Regions from separate parts of the Homo sapiens genome. Here region 2 is linked to region 1. A link is a loop called in an ENCODE intact Hi-C map of the cell type or tissue named here. Cell type or tissue: heart left ventricle. All regions are shown on one strand.

Region 1 (8,000 bases):
TTCAGGAGGAAAATAAGGAATTGTTGCATAAATGCATGATATTTTTAAACCTGATAGATCAAAAGCATTATAACTTTGTGAGAAAAACTACAGAATGTGAAACATATTGTTATTAACCCAGCAAAGTCATCTTAATCATGTAGTGTGCATTAAAACTATTGCAGATATTTATCTTCTCCCACCTCCACATTTCCGTTAAAAGTGGGAGAGGGTGAAAAAAGTTTGTTTCTTCCCTTCTATGCATTAAATATATTTTAGTAGCTACCTCTGTATAATTTATTATCATATAGGGGATAAAAGTATGAATGCTTTCTCAATTTGAATGCCAACTCCACCTTTTATTAACAAACCGCTTAACCTCTCAATGACTGGTCTCTTATAAAACAGGGTTGTTATGAGAATTAAATAAGTGAATATATATGAAATGCTTGGCAAGTAAGCATTATGTACATGTGATACTTCTTCCTCTTTTTTTTACATCATCAATTTATCCTCACAAAATTTTTGTGAAGAAGATGAAGCAGGGGTTATTAAAGTCCTTGTGGAGAATGTAAAGCTCAAAATGACAGAGTAGCTACTTGGGGATCAAACATCTAGCTACCTACAAAAGTGGCACTCAAATTGAGGCATCCCTGGCTTGCCACCATATCTCCTCTTATTTCAGGAAATTGTACACTTCTACTTGGTCTTCTCCTGAATGCTCGGTGGGGTGAATTAAGCACAACTCTTGATTGAGTAGGCCTTCTTCCAATATTCATTTATTGATTGAATAGAACAACTAAGAAGTGGGTATTGCAGAAAGTAATATTTGGCTAACATTCCTTGATATAGTATCACAAACATTTAAGCATTTTATAGAACTTTTCCCCCCAGAGTAACCAAATGTTTGCTATTATTACTCCTTCAGTTAGATGGGATAAAGACAATTGGTGCTTAAGCCATTATTATGCCAAATTCAATAACTAAGTGTGAACAGGTCCACATGCCTGATGATATAACACAAAAGTCATATTACCGATGATGTAGTCATTGAAAATGAAACATTTACACAACCGAAAGTATGATTAATCATACAAGAGATCTATTTCCATATCTTTTGTCCACAACATGGCTATCACTACTTTTAATCAAAACACTGAAGCCTGAATCACTCTGGTAGGGCTTGAACAACAGCAACTATGACAGGGAACAAAACCTAGGAAGAAACCCCTTCATTTCGTTTATGTGTCTACTGGAAGCTCCAGGAGTGGGAGACGGGGAGCAGCTAATGTCGATGCATGTGGAAGAGAGATAGGTGGTGAAATTGACCGTAACATTGGGGAGCAAAGCTGAGAAAAAAGGCTACCGGGGCAAAGTGCTTGTTAGTAATAGACAAACGTTGCTATAAGGAAGTTTGTTATATTTCTCTCAAGTTTTAAAAAATATTTCTAAGCCAATTTCACATAATATATAACTGAGAGAAACCTTAGGACTTATGTGCCGTATTGTTTCACGTTTTTTGGTGAAGTAGGCAAAGGAAACTCAGGGAGGTCGAGTAATTCTTCCAATGTCACACAGCAAGCTAACAAGCTTGGTAATTGCCAAGTCAACAGTAGGTTACCAAGCTAGCTTGATAATTGCCAAGTCAAAAGTAGGGCTTTTGACTCTTTTCATTCAGCAGTAGCTCCCTACTAAATCCTGTGCCTGTTACATCATTAGCACTCCACAAATATTTGGTGAATAAAAGAACAAATGGCTCCCTGTCTCTTGTGGCTTTTGTCTGTGGACCATTTTTGTACTCCAAATTGGTGAAAAGGCTAAAGAGATTGCAATGTGCTTTGTGGTTGGCCATGGAGTTTGAGAAAGCAAAGTTTCTAGTCTTGGCACAAATTCAGAGATATTGGAAAAATGATCCCACTTCTTTTTACTTTTGCATTTGCCAAGGGGGGTTAATTCAGCAGAGATGTGGCTGATGAGAGGGTCAGGTTCTAAAGTCAGCCCCAAGATGAAAATCACAGGTTATCAAAACTACTCATGCAACTCTCTTAGGGAGGTGTCATGTCAGAGACTGGCACACTGTCTCTCAGCCAGTTTTCCCTCCATCATTGGAAAGCAGGGCTGTTTTCTTGTTTGAGTATCAGTGAAGCAGTTTGCTTGAATTTTGGGGTCATGTATATGAGAAATGTGTATTTTAAGCAAGAGACTGCATGGTGAGTTATCTATGAGCATGCAGTCAGTTCAGGCACAATAGATTCATTTCTCATGTTCACTCTGGGGCACATGCTTTTTAAGACCAACATTCATTCTCTCTCTCTCTCTCTCTGTCTCGTATATAATTGAACTTACAAAAGTTGAGTGCATGTAAGATTCAACTTCACTGTTCTACTTAGTCCACGAGGAAGACTGAACAAAACACTAATACAGGTACCCTAGAATCAAAATCTACATGGAAAGTATTTATTTTATTTTGTGGAGCTTCCTAGATAAAGATATGATTGCTGAACTTTAGAAGTAGATAAATTCCTTGGCAGTGCTATGATTTTTTTTTCTTTTTGCTGTGGTGGCTTAGAAAGAAAAAGGAAAATAAAATGTTTTAGTATGGATATGGCTGGAAAAAGGAGAATAAATTACCTGACTACTGAATTTAGAGAAATTTAAATGCAAAAGGAAGTCGTTTTCCAACACCCCTCCCCTCTGGTAAAAAAGCAAACAAAACAAAACAAAACCAAACAACCTTGGTTTACTCAGACTTACCCTTCGAGACTTGGTGCAGGCATCAAAACCTTCTATGGCTACCAATATCCTCAATAGGCTGTTTGTTCTTTCTGCACCTCTCTCTCTTCCCTTTTCCCTTTTCATCCTACACGTCTCTACTCTCAAATCTCCTTTCCCACTCCTGTTTATATTGGAGTCTCACAGCGGACACAGACCATGGTCTCATGGAGGCCTTTGTAAGAAGTTACTAAAGTTACTAAAACTAATGTGTTCCTACAGACATTATGAAGGAGGACTTCGGACAGAGACAGCAAGTTGATTTCCTGGAGCAATACCTAGGGAATTATTCTTTTGGCTCTGAGAGGATGATATTTTAAGTTGTTACATATTTGCTGATCTTCAGGAGATTGCTGGAACCATCCTGCATGTACAGGAAGCTTGGGCTCTTGGCCCAAATTGGCTCAGGGTCTAAATATTTGGAAGATGAATACTTGGAAATGCATTTAAACATTTAAAGCATTTTATTTATTTTTCCAGTGAGTCTCATTGTTAGTGCAGTACAACTTTGCAGCAAGACTGTATCTGCTGAAGACATGAACCTTGTGGACAAGCCCAGGCCTGGGCTCCACCTCAGGTCTTGGCGGGAAGCCAGAGGTGCATGTCTATTGGCTAATGTCCACACTCCTGAAGTGGGTTATTATTACAATCCCTCACCTTAAACGCCTGCATTCTAAAGTCATGCTAAGGGTCTGACCCAAATGGAACACTGGAACACACACAGACACACGCACGCGCGCGCACACACACACACACTTTTCAAACCAAATGTTGCACTATTTCCTTTCTTTTGTCAGTGCTGAATCTATATTATTATTGTCAGCTGTTAACTCTACACTGATGATGCACTGTGGTCAGTTTCCCTCTCTAGCCTTCCAGCCAAGGTATCTTTTGGCTGCTATATGCTTAGAGGAGGCAAACTAATATGAATGTATTAGATTATGTAAAACATAATTAGGGAGGGAAATTTGCTGTAAAAGCATCCTATGTATTTATAGAACTCAGAGGAAATTATAAGCAATGTGGGGGGAGATTTCATGTTCTTTAGACTCACAGATAAACTCTAGGACCTAAGTGATTGGAACTATTTCCCTATCGCAATCAAATTATCCAGATAATTACCAAATATCTACTTTGCTATGCTACAGAGTCACAAACGCACATTGTCTCAATGGCACGGGAGTAAGCATCAGCTTCATTTCTAATAGGTGAAGTAGAAAAGGGGGCCGGGCGGAGGGGCTCATGTCTGTAATCCCAGCACTTTGGGAGGCCAAGGCGGGAGGATCACGAAGTCAGGAGATCGAGACCATCCTGGCTAACATGGTGAAACCCCGTCTCTACTAAAAATACAAAAAATGAGCCGGGCGTGGTGGCGGATTCCTGTAGTCCCAGCTACTCGGGAGGCTGAGGCAGGAGAATGGCGTGAACCCGGGAGGCGGAGCTTGCAGTGAGCTGAGATCGCGCCACTGCACTCCAGCCTGGGCAACAGAGCGAGACTCCGTCTCAAAAAAAAAAAAAGAAAAGAAAAGGGGTGCGCTGGGGTGGGGGGAGTATGGGAGTACACCTGGCCTTGGTAATTGACACTGTAAGGTGTCTTAACAACAATGATAACAACCATCTCAATAGAATTTGGGATGTGGTAGCAACAGTAAAAATTATATTAAACTGGGCCCCATGCCCAGACTATCAGCCTCAAATAAACAAAGTACAAGAAAAACACTTCAAGAGGGACTAACTTGTGAATCAAGGAAGCTAAATAAGCCAGAGACGTGCTCGCCGGAGGAGACAATGCTTTCACCTCCTTGAAAAAGCTTTTGCCCAACCTAATTAAAATGCCCCATCTAATTAAAAATCTAACCATAATCCCACTGACAGCCCCTAGCTCCACCCCTTACCATTGTCACGATGCTCAGTTGAGCCCCCTTAGCTGAAAAATTATTGAAATAGAGTGGATTTGAGTGCGCAGGCATAATTCCCAGCCTACCACAGAGTTGGAGGCAAAGACGCTTAGTGATTTGCACAGTGGTTGGTGGTGTCTCACTCAGCAATGATGTATGACACGGATGAGTGCAGAGCGGCCATCTGCTGTTGAGGAGGGTGACAGAAAAGTCTGTTCTACTGTGGCAGATGACTCTCCCAGTGCTGGGCAGCTGGCATAGAGTGGACAAAGTTGGACAGGGCAAGTGATGCCCAGCAACTCTCTGGGGCAATAACTCAAGGTCTTCTCCCTTCTGTGGCTATATTCATCCCTGTCTTCTTCACACACACACACACATGCATAATAGAGTTGATATGATAAAATACAATTTGGAACATGCAGAAGAGGGAAGAAGCACACGCCTACCCAAAGGGTTAAAGTTGCTGGTCTGGAGCATGAGATGTATCTCTGAGTTTCCTAGTAGCCTGGGCAAAAAGAGAAAACCTGATAAATCATATGGCACATGTTACCTGGGAAAAAAAGCAAAAACAGGTTCCTAGAAGAAATAAAGTTTTTCTTAACAACCTTTCTAAAATCTGGGGTTTTTTTTTTTTTGGTTTTGGTTTTTTTACTTTTGACTTAATAGAAGGGAGAAATTGAATTTCTCAGAGTGTGTATAACAAAATGTCAAACTGCTAGAGTGCTTGGCCTATTGATAGGGAGAAGACTAGAACATGGCTTGCTCAATCATTAATGAGAAACAGGTAGCATTCAGCAGTACCCTGGGACTGGCTGATTGGATCTTACCTCTTCAGAACTAATAGAACATGATTTTTACCTTTTTATTTTTGCATATCTGTATTTTCTGAAACTTCCACAGTGAACATGTATGACATTTGTCATGCAAATATAGCTGGTTCTGGACTGTGTGATGTGAGATCCTCACCCTTCCTTCCCCTGTTCTGTATTGTGGGAGGGGCTTGACCCCTCCCGGCTGCAGTTCTCAGGGCCCTGTGTTAGCTGGCTTCTAGCTGAGTTTGGCTAATGGGAGGCTCTGGTGGGAGTTTGATGAGCAGGAGGAAGGAAGACGTCAGGGTATTTTTCCCTCTCCCTCTGTCCTGGGGTAGTATCTCTGGCAGCTGCTCCCTCTCTTCCACGACTCCAGTTTGCACAGGAAGTCTGTCATGGTTCCAGCTTCCTCTGGGTAATCCCAGTCCCTGGGCTCTGCTAGCATCACCTCCTCCCTTTGTCCCTCCAGCCTAGGAGTGGCGGCAACTTCCTGCTGCTGCTGGTCTCTGGATTGCCTCACCATCCCTTGTTTGGCTTTTAAGTTTCTTTCATCTCATTGCATTAACTTTCCTCTGTTTTAAATATTCGGAATGATTTCTGTCTTCCTGGTTGGGCTCTGACACAAAGAGACAAAAATGTATTTGAAACAAAAATGAATGGGGCAAAAGAATCTAGAGGAACATGAGTTAGAGAAATAACCAAAAAAGCAGAAGACTTCACAGATCATGGCAGCACACACAAAGAAATGTCCAGTGTTGGTGTGCAGCAGCTGGAAAAGACATCTGGTCACCTGAGGGCCTTTTAAGGCACATTTATAGGCAAAAATAGCAGCTTTACTTGGAGTCATAAGATCTACAAGTGAAGAACAACAACATGTAATGTATAGGAAAAAAACCCCTAGGATTTAGAGCCATAAGCTATGAATTCAGGTCCTGGCTTGTGGTGGATTGTGGTTTACTCTCCAGCATCCATTCTACCCCTCCCACTTGGTATAGCATCTGCAAGGCTTGGATGCTACTGGTCCAACCTTTAGGCCTCTAGGTTGTAGCCTTAATTGCCATGGGCATTGGCTCATGCATGGATATATACCCTAGGCCTGTTTTGGCATTCCCTGGCCACTGGTGCAAGAAAAGGGAAGTCTATGACTCTTGTTTGATAATTGGAGAAAGAAATATCCTTTCTCCTTCTGGACAGTGTGGTGGGTCCTGAGACTGCTTCAGTATTTTGCTATTAATAGAGAGGATGAGAATAAAGCTGGTACAAAAAGAAGGGTAAATCCAAGACAATTGAAATAAAACAGAGCTGAATTTCTGATCAAGCTATGTCTGAAGCCCACCATACCACTGGACTTTTTCTGTAACATATGTTTATACATTCCCATTACTGTTTAGAAAACATGGTTTGATTTGGAGTTTCTGTTACTTGCAACAAATATACAACGATGTCATTTTATTGGCTGTGTGTCCTTGGGTCCTGTTAGTCTGTTTTTGCATTGTTATAAAGAAACACTGGAGACTGGATAATTTATAAAGAAAAGAGATTTAATTGGCTCACACTTCTTCAGGCTGTATGGGAAGCATAGCTCTGGCATCAGCTTCTGGAGGGGCCTCAGGAAGCTTTCCATCCTGGTGGAAGGCAAAGCAGGAGCAGGCAGTTCACATGGCAAAAGTGGCAGCAAGATGATCAGCCTAAAAAAAAAAGAAAGCAGGAGCAAGAGAGAGAGTGTGGGTGGGGAGGTGCCACACACTTTTAAACAACCAGATCTCGTGAGAACTCACTTACAATTGGGAAGACAGCACCAAGCCACGAGGGATCTGCCCCATGATGCAAATCCCACCAGTCTCCACCTCCAACATTGGGGATTACATCCAACATGAGATGTGGGTGGGGACAAATATACAAACTATATCCATCAGCCACTTCGCCTTTCTGATCCTCAGTTTCCTCATCTATAAAATGGGAATAGTAAGATAATGTACCTTAGAACATTTTGTGAAGATCAACTGAAGTAATAAATGAGATGATGCTTTGTAAATTATAAGCAGCAACTTCAATCTTAGGATTACACATATAACTTATTTCCATTGTTAATGCATTTTTATGTCTCTCCTATATAGAAATAATTCATTTTATCAAGCATGCAGTTCTATAATACCTACTTCATTGCTGTGTCGTATTTATCAAGATTAATCAGCAATAACCACTATTTCACTCTGTACAGCTCTAAATAACTTACTTTTGAAGTCCCAGGTGACTATGCAAGCTTCAAAGGATTTACCTCAAAACTCTTAGTCAAGTGGAAACAGATTGAGTAACCCTTTGTGTGATCACTCATAACTCACTTGTAAAATGTGTGGTTTTCGCTGCCATCTGGAGCAGCCTGTGAAAGTGAGTGTGTGACTTTTCTCTCACATCGTGAAAGTTCAGGCGTGTCCAGAAAGGACCAACTGGTCAGTTCTGCCCTTGCCTCTTCTTGAGGTTGCTGCCCTGGGGTGGTTTGGTGACCTGGGAGAGTGGTTTAGGCATGAACCTTTCAAAGAGT
Region 2 (8,000 bases), 91 kb before region 1:
GGTGGGCAGATCACCTGAGGTTAGGAGTTTGAGACCAGCCTGGCCAGCGTGATGAAACCCCATCTCTACTACAAATACAAAAAAAGATAGAAGCCAGGTGTGGTGGTGGGCGCCTGTAATCCCAGCTACTTGGGAGGCTGAGGCAGAAGAATCGATTGAACCTGGGAGGCGGAGGTTGCAGTGAGCTGAGACTGCACTGTTGCACTTCTGCCTGGGCAACAAGGGCAAAACTCTGTCTCAAAAAAAAAACAACCGAGCCTGGCACTTCCCTCCTGGCTCTCTTGTTTCTCTCTTGCCCTGTGATCTCTGCACACACTGGCTCCCCTTCACCTTCTGCCATGCAAGGAAGGAGCCTTCCAACCAGCAGAACAGTGAGCCAAATAAATGTGTTTTCTTTATAAGTTACCCAGCCTCAGGTGTTTCCTTTACAGCAACACGAAATGGACTAATATGCCCATTCATTGTTTAGTCATTGTCCTATTTTCTTTTCTTTTTTTGTATATCGTTAACTAAAAACCCCCTTTCTTTTTTTGTTTATTTGCTACCTTTTTTTCTTATTAGGATGTGAGCTCTGTGAGAGCAGGGACATTGTTTTATTCACTTTTTCTCAAGCTTCTAGAACAGTGTCTGACAAATAGAAGTAGAAGGTGTTCCATAAGTATTTGTTAATTAATGTATGACAGCTAAGCTACCCCAGGACAATAACACCATGTTGAAATGGATTCAGGGGCTAGTGGACACAAGCCACTGCAAACCTCCACTTTCTCTTTTGTGACTTACATCACAGTATATCCCATCTCAGGCAGTCTCTTCCTGCTACACAAATACATTTTCTTGAGATTTCTTATTTCTTTTCCAATCTACTTTAGAGCTTTTCTATTTCTTCCCAGGGCATTTCTCCTCCTCGTGTGATGACAGACAAAGCTACCAAGGCAGAAAAGTGTCATGTGCTTGTGAATTTACGAGCAGCACAGATACATTTACCTTAAAGGAAAACAAAGCTATATGATTTGAAGTAAAATTAGAAATGCTAGTCTAAGAATTATCCATCTCTAAAACATTACAAAAGGTGTGGAGATTCTCTGCATCATCTCTGCAAGTTTCCACCTTTATTATCTATCCATCCATCTAATTTAGAATTGCCAGGAAATACCGAGGTTGAGTTAGGTGACCATGAGTTCTGGTGAAGATCAGACTGGATGTATGATCCACTCCCACCTCCAGAAGCTCTCAGCATTTCTAGTGCAGGTGGACAGTTGTCTTGGATTGTGTTTGGCAGGACAGTGCAATCCAAGGACAGTGGCACAGTGGAAATGTTGGTTCTTGGGACCTAACTCAGAGAGGTAAAACAGAATAAGGCTGTAGAGAAATAGCCAAGGGATTGGTGAACTGGACATTCCAAATAGGTTGAAGAATGGGTGTCTTGGGAATAATGGAGTGAGTGACCTGGAAGGTTAGGAGGTGAGTTGTCAGAGAATGGGGACCTACCTGTAAGTTTAGTATTTAGAGGTGAAGCAGTCCTAGGGGATGGTGCGGTCCAGGGAGTGCCTGCGGAAGTGGGAGAACTAGAAGGGAGTGGAGAAGATCCCTGAAGATGAAGAGATGAGTGAAAAGAGTGACTGGGGTGTTAAACATGGTTCCTTGTGGATCCTGAAATTACTCAGAGCTATGGGCAGAGTAAGACTTAGGCCCTCAAGTCATGTCTTAATTCCATTAAAAAAAAAAAAAAATGTCTGAGAAACATGGAAGATAGCCACCAGGAGAGAATGGTTAGAAGATATCCTTTTTCTATAGTTAAATCTGCTTTCCTTGAATCATGATTATTCAAATTAAAAATAATCACTTGGGCTGGGTGTGGTGGCTCACACCTGTAATCCCAGCACTTTGAGAGGCTGAGGCAGACAGATCATCTGAGGTCAGGAGTTTGAGACCAACCTGGCCAACATGGTGAAACCCTGTCTCTACTAAAAATATAAGCATTAGCCGGGCGCTGTGGCATGCGCCTGTAATCCCAGCTACTCTGGAGGCTGAGGCAGAAGAATTGCTTGAACCCGGGAGGCGGAGCTTGCAGTGAGCCGAGATTGCATCACTGCACTCCAGCAGGGGCGACAGAGCAAGACTCCATCTCAAAAGAAAAAAAAAAAAAATCACGTGTATTTCATTGTTTATTGGTTATTTTGCAAGTAAAATATGTCAGTAGTTTTATTTTCTACTTTTTATTGAAAACATATTATTTCTTCTTTATTAAGAGTTTCAGTCAACTTTTGGAGACCTGTCAGAGACCTTAAAACATTATTTATACTATGACTTCAAAGCGAAATTATTTATAATTTCCAAATCAATGTCCTACACATACAAAGAGACTGCAACTTCTTGCTGAGTTGGAGACTACCTAGATTTTTCCTGTGCTGGTAGTCAGAGTAAGTAAAGAATGGGAGACCCACAAAGTAAGAAAAACTACCTCCCTTGTTTTGGAATGAGGCTGTTTTTCAACTATTTTGGAGTAAGGTGGACTCTTTATGTTTCCATCCCTCTCCTCTATGTTAAGGAATAATTATTGGCATTTAAATCTTGAATTTAATCTACTTCAGTTAGTATTGCTTGAACTTTTACCATAGGTCTCGGGTGGGGGTGATAGTGCAAGAAATATGTATGACATAATCCCTGCATTCAAGGAATTAGAGAGAATATATGTATTATTCTGCTTAATTATTACACAATGCAGAAATAATAATATAATGAATACAATTTATTTTATTTTATTTTATTTTATTTTATTTTATTTTATTTTATTTTTGAGACAGAATCTCATTCTGTTACCCAGGCTGGAGTGCAGTGGCACAATCTCAACTCAGTGCAACAACCTCTGCCTCCTGGGTTCCAGCGATTCTCCTGCCTCAGCCTCCCAAGTAGCTGGGATTATAGGTGTGTGCCACCCTTGGCTAATTTCTGTATTTTTAGTAGAGACGGGGTTTCACCATGTTGGTCAGGCTGGTCTTGAACTCCTGATCTCAAGTGATGCTCCTGTCTTGGCCTCCCAAAGTGCTGGGATTACAGGTGTGAGCCACTGTGCCCGGCCAAGAATATAATGAATAAAATTTAGAAAAGGACAATGATATGAGAATTAAATGGATAAAAAGGTAAATTTATTTGTCCAAAATATGAGCAGTAATGTGTGGTTTGGTTTTTGTCTTCAAGGAGCTTACAGTCTTGCAAAAGAAATGACATCTGGTCAGGAAATCCTCAAAATCTTCATGGAGGAGGTGATATCTGTGTTAGAACTTCATGGCTGCAGAAGGGGCTAGAAATCACATTTTAGGATCTGGAAAGGGCATGGAGGCAAAGGGTCCAACAGGAACCTGGGTCACTTAGGAGTGGAGTGAGATAAGGTAGGAGAGGTCAGTCAAGGCCATGTTGTGGAGAAAATTGGAATTTGACATCGGGAAACCACAGAAGGTTTTTAAGCAGGTGAGTGGCATGATAGCATATAAAAATGACATGAAGTTTAATGTCAGTATAAAGCTCCAACAGTGCAGAGCAGAAGGCAGCAAGCAAAGGGTGCATACATCTATTCATGTATATATACATATGTCATCTCTCTCTCTCTCACCCTGTACACACATGCACATGTACATGTGCACGTGTGAGCATTTTTCTACCTTAGTGACTAAGCCAGCAAAGAGGCAGGGTGTACACTGTGCTCTAGGGAAGTGGTCTTGCCACCTTTTCTTTTCTGCTCATTCCAAGTGCATTGCATGCCCACACTTCCAAAACCCTGAAGTTTGAAGCATTTCCCTCCGTGTAAAAGCTCAGTTGCACAGGCTCCCCTGGTACTTGGCTGGGAAGAGGACTTCAGCCTTTTATTCCTTGGTCTCCCAACCTGGCAAGCCATTCTGCCTTCACAAATGCTTTGGAAGTTTTGCTGATCTGTCCTAGAAAAAATTAAACACATGGTTCTCCCACATGAACAGTGGAGAGTTCTTCATCACCCTGGCAATTAAAAAAGATTTGCTAATACACAAAAACATGAAAATGATAATAATGCTCATATCCAAGTGATAGGAGTAGGGGGGATATTTTTTCTTTGCCTTTCAATATTCTGAGTTTTTTTCTTTAATGAGCATGTATTCCTTTTGTAATAAGAAACAAGTGTGTTTTAAAAAATAGCTAAAATGCCAGGCATGGTGGCTCACGCCTGTAATCCCAGCATTTTGGGAGGCTGAGGTGGTGGATCACTTGAGGTCAGGAGTTCGAGGCCAGCCTAGCTAACATGGTGAAACCCTGTCTCTACTAAAAATACAAAAATTAGCTGGGCGTGGTGGCACGTGTCTATAATCCCAGCTACTCCGGAGGCTGAGGGAGAAGAATCGCTTGAACCTGCGAGGCGACTTTGCAGTGAGCCGAGATTGTGCCACTGCACTCCAGCCTGGGCGACAGAGTGACTGTCTCAAAAAAAAAAAAAAAAAAAACCGCTAAGAAAGAAAGAAACGGGCAAGTTGTGTATGATTAAGTGTCAGATCTGAAGCACAGTTTTGCAAGTTGGCCCTTTGAAAGCACCTCAGAGCCAGAGGTGCAGTCCTTTGATTGGGATTTTGAAGGGGGCTGAGTCTAGCGGGGCAGGAGGTGGTGAAGAGGGAGGCTCTAGGAATCAAGGGCAGTGAGAGAAGGCAAACGTCTTTTATTGACTGTGGGTTTTTTTTTTTTTTTTTTTTTTTTTTTTGAGATGAAGTCTAGCTCTGTCGCCCAGGCTGGAGTGCAGTGGCATGATCTCAGCTCACTGCAACCTCCTCCTCCCAGCTTCAAGTGATTCTCCTGCCTCAGCCTCCCGAATAGCTGGGATTATGGGCATGTCCCACCACACCCGGCTAGTTTTTGTGTTTTTAGTAGAGACAGGGTTTCACTATGTTAACCAGGCTGGTCTCCAACTCCTGACCTTGTGATCCGCCTGCCTCGGCCTCCCAAAGTGCTGGGATTGCAGGCACTGCACCCGGCCGACTCTTTGGCTTTTTAAAGACTGCTTGGATAGTTGGACCTGTGCTGGTTCTTGGAACTGGAATTTCCTCTTCAAAATGACACGTAACAGTATTTACTTGACAAACCTTTCCAAAGAAGAAAAGCTAAAAACAAACACAAAAAACAAAACAAAACAAAAAAAACCCACCAAAACCAAAAATAGAAAAGCCAGCAAACTAGAATGAGTAGAGCCGAAGTTCCTATTTCTGAAGAGATAGGAATATATTAAAACTCCTGGATCAAGGTCCATTCATCCTCTCTGGGGGTCTTTTGCCAGGATCTGTTGATTCGACGGGAAACAGAGGTGTCAGCAGTTGTGGATGTGAGTATGTGAGAGATGACCTGCAGCCCCCAAACACCATTAACGTGTCTGGTGCGTTGTCTCAGCAGGAGGGGCTTCTAGCTGCTCCGCTGTTTCTTTCTGAGCTGCATCTGCTTGTCTGTTATTGTTCGTAGGTTTTCTGGGTAACTATAAGCAACGGCCTTGTTAGTTCCTCTTGAGATTGCCCACTACTCCCCACCCTTATTTCTCACCTCCCAGCATCCTGTTTGTCTCCCTGACTCTGTTCCCCGCCCTGTCCCCACCCTTACAGAGCTACCAGCCCTTTTAGCCATGTTTTCTTCCCTTAGCTCATTAATTTTAACCTTTTATTAAGTGTTCTCACATCAAACAAGGCACGTCATCTATCCAATTGTTTATTCATTAATTTGTGCTTTCTTCTATCGTGAATATCTTTAAAATATGTCCAGATGTATATTGCAGTGTGTCTTCCCTTCCTCCCCTTGTCTTGAAGATACTGTTATATACCTAATGTAAATGACGAGTTAATGGATGCAGCACACCAACATGGCACATGTATACATATGTAACAAACCTGCATGTTGTGCACATGTACCCTAGAAACTTAAAGTATAATAAAAAATAAATAAATAAAAATTAAAAAAAAATAATAAAAAAGAATGGAAGAGGATAAAAGAAAGTATGGACAGCTTTGAATTATGTAAAAGGCTTTTTTTTTTTGGTGTGCTTTGCCCTTAAAGTTACTTGCTTGTGATAGGAACAAGAAATCTACAATATATATTGTGTTCATGCTCACATCAATATGTTTAGTTTATTAGATTTTCCAGAATATTTTAGCCCGTCAATAATTGTTGGTTTTTTTTTGTTTGTTTTTTGAGACAGAGTCTTGCTCTGTCACCCAGGCTGAGTGTAGTGGTGCGATGTCGGCTCACTGCAACCTCCGCCTCCTGGGTTCAACAGATTCTCCTGCTTCAGCCTCCCTAGTAGCTGGGGCTATAGGCGCGTGCCATCATGCCTGGCTAATTTTTTGTATTTTTAGTAGGGATGGGTTTTCACCGTGTTAGCTAGGATGGTCTCAATCTCCTGACCTCATGATCTGCCTGCCTCGGCCTCCCAAAGTGCTGGGATTACAGGCGTGAGCCACTGTGCACAGCCCAGCCAGTCAATAATTTTATGTGACGTGTCTGGACTTAAATTTAAATTTTTCTCATTGCTGTTGCAAATGGGTCTATTAACTATGAAACGTTATAGAGTCTAGCACTTAAGTTTTGCAGGTTTATGAGGAATATTTAAACATTTAAAAAAATCATCATAAAAGAAGTCATCAGTGCTCTAGCACAACTAAATATATAATTCTGCCTAGTGGTCATGGTATCTTCTCAATAGAGAAAATTCACTTTCTAAAAAAGAGAAACATTTAGTTTTTTAAAAAGGAGGGAAACACTTTCAAAATTTGAGTACAACTTTTGCTACACAGTAATGTATCTAATCAGTTTCCTTTTCTGCACTAAAGATAAGGGAAATGGATTCAAAAGAAGCAGGAATGGATGATGGTATTCTAAACTCATCTTGTTTCTTTTGCTATTTCATCAATATCTGAAAAATAAGATTTCCCCTGAGATTCACACGAATGTGTCTCCTTTTCCATGTTTGTTTATTTTCTTATGTGGCAAATTGTTTCAAATGCAATTGATTTTCTTTCATTTGGTACTATGAAGATGAGGGCGTCTTAAAGGAGTTCCCAAGATTTAGGAGGAAACAGGAGAAGTCTTGAGGAGCATTTGTCACCACCTCCCAGGAGAGACACTCTTGGTAGGATATCAGCTTACTTTCTCGAACCACATATCTCAAGGTGTTCCCAGTTATGATGCATTTGAAAGTACCTGTCTGGAGTCCAGTCCTCAGGACTTTTCAATTTTCATTAGGTGGTAGTTATCAAATGAGTAGTGTAGTTTGGATAATGACAAAATTAGTCACATTTATTAATGTATTTCCCTTAACTTTCTTCTGCACCTGCAGAAGTACCCTTAGATCCAAACAAACAAACAAACAACAACGCCCCCCCCTCCAAAAAAAAAAAAAAACCCCAGTTAATCTAGACCATTTGGTACAGATGACTGACAAAGATGCATTGTATAATTCAGACACAGCAATTGCTGTGTCTGAGATCTCGGCTCACTGCAACCTCCACCTCCAGGTTCAGGCAATTCTCCTGCCTCAGCCTCCCGAGTAGATGGGATTACAGGTGTCCACCACCACACCTGGCTAATTTTTGTATTTTTAGTAGAGACGGGGTTTCACATGTTGGCCAGTCTGGTCTCGAACCCCTCATCTCGTGATCCACCTGCCTCGGCCTCCTAAAGTGTTGGGATTACAGGTGTGAACCACTGCACCCTGCCAACACTGTTGATTATGTTATTATTTCAATTCCAGATAACAGTCTTAATTTCTGTCTCTCTCTCTCTTTTTTTCTCTTTCTCTCTTTCTTTCATATGGAGTCTTGCTCTGTCTCCCAGGCTGGAGTACAGTGGTGTGATCTAGGCTCACTACAACTTCTGCCTCCCGAGTTCAAGCTATTCTCCTGCCTAAGCCTCCCAAGTAGCTGGGATTATAAGTGCACGCCACCATGCCCAGCTGATTTTTATATTTTTAGTAGAGATGGGGATTTCACCATGTTAGCCAGGCT

What was found. Hi-C counts contacts between places; a loop is a spot of excess contacts. Peaks named below come from ENCODE experiments on the same cell type or tissue, not always from the same donor. Only the 100,000 strongest peaks of a DNase experiment are listed, where the experiment ranks them.
Region 2: it touches region 1 in a loop (2.5-fold over the local background); 19 of 110 quality-filtered maps call a loop at or near these places.

The regions. Positions count from the first base shown.
Region 1 is chr4:38,560,763-38,568,762 of GRCh38, reverse strand. It overlaps LINC02278 (long intergenic non-protein coding RNA 2278), which reads right to left and starts at 4,760. Exons shown (of 3, transcript NR_146991.1): 1 at 4,647-4,760. RefSeq lists enhancers at 7,564-7,653, 7,784-7,863. In heart left ventricle, no CTCF peak of the experiment used is centred here; DNase peaks (open chromatin) are centred at 3,332, 5,695 and 5,912; H3K27ac peaks cover 1,968 bases.
Region 2 is chr4:38,651,958-38,659,957 of GRCh38, reverse strand. All of the region lies in intron 1 of KLF3-AS1 (KLF3 antisense RNA 1), which reads left to right. Among named protein-coding and RNA genes, the nearest start is that of KLF3, 8.2 kb to the left of the region's middle. In heart left ventricle, no CTCF peak of the experiment used is centred here; no DNase peak of the experiment used is centred here.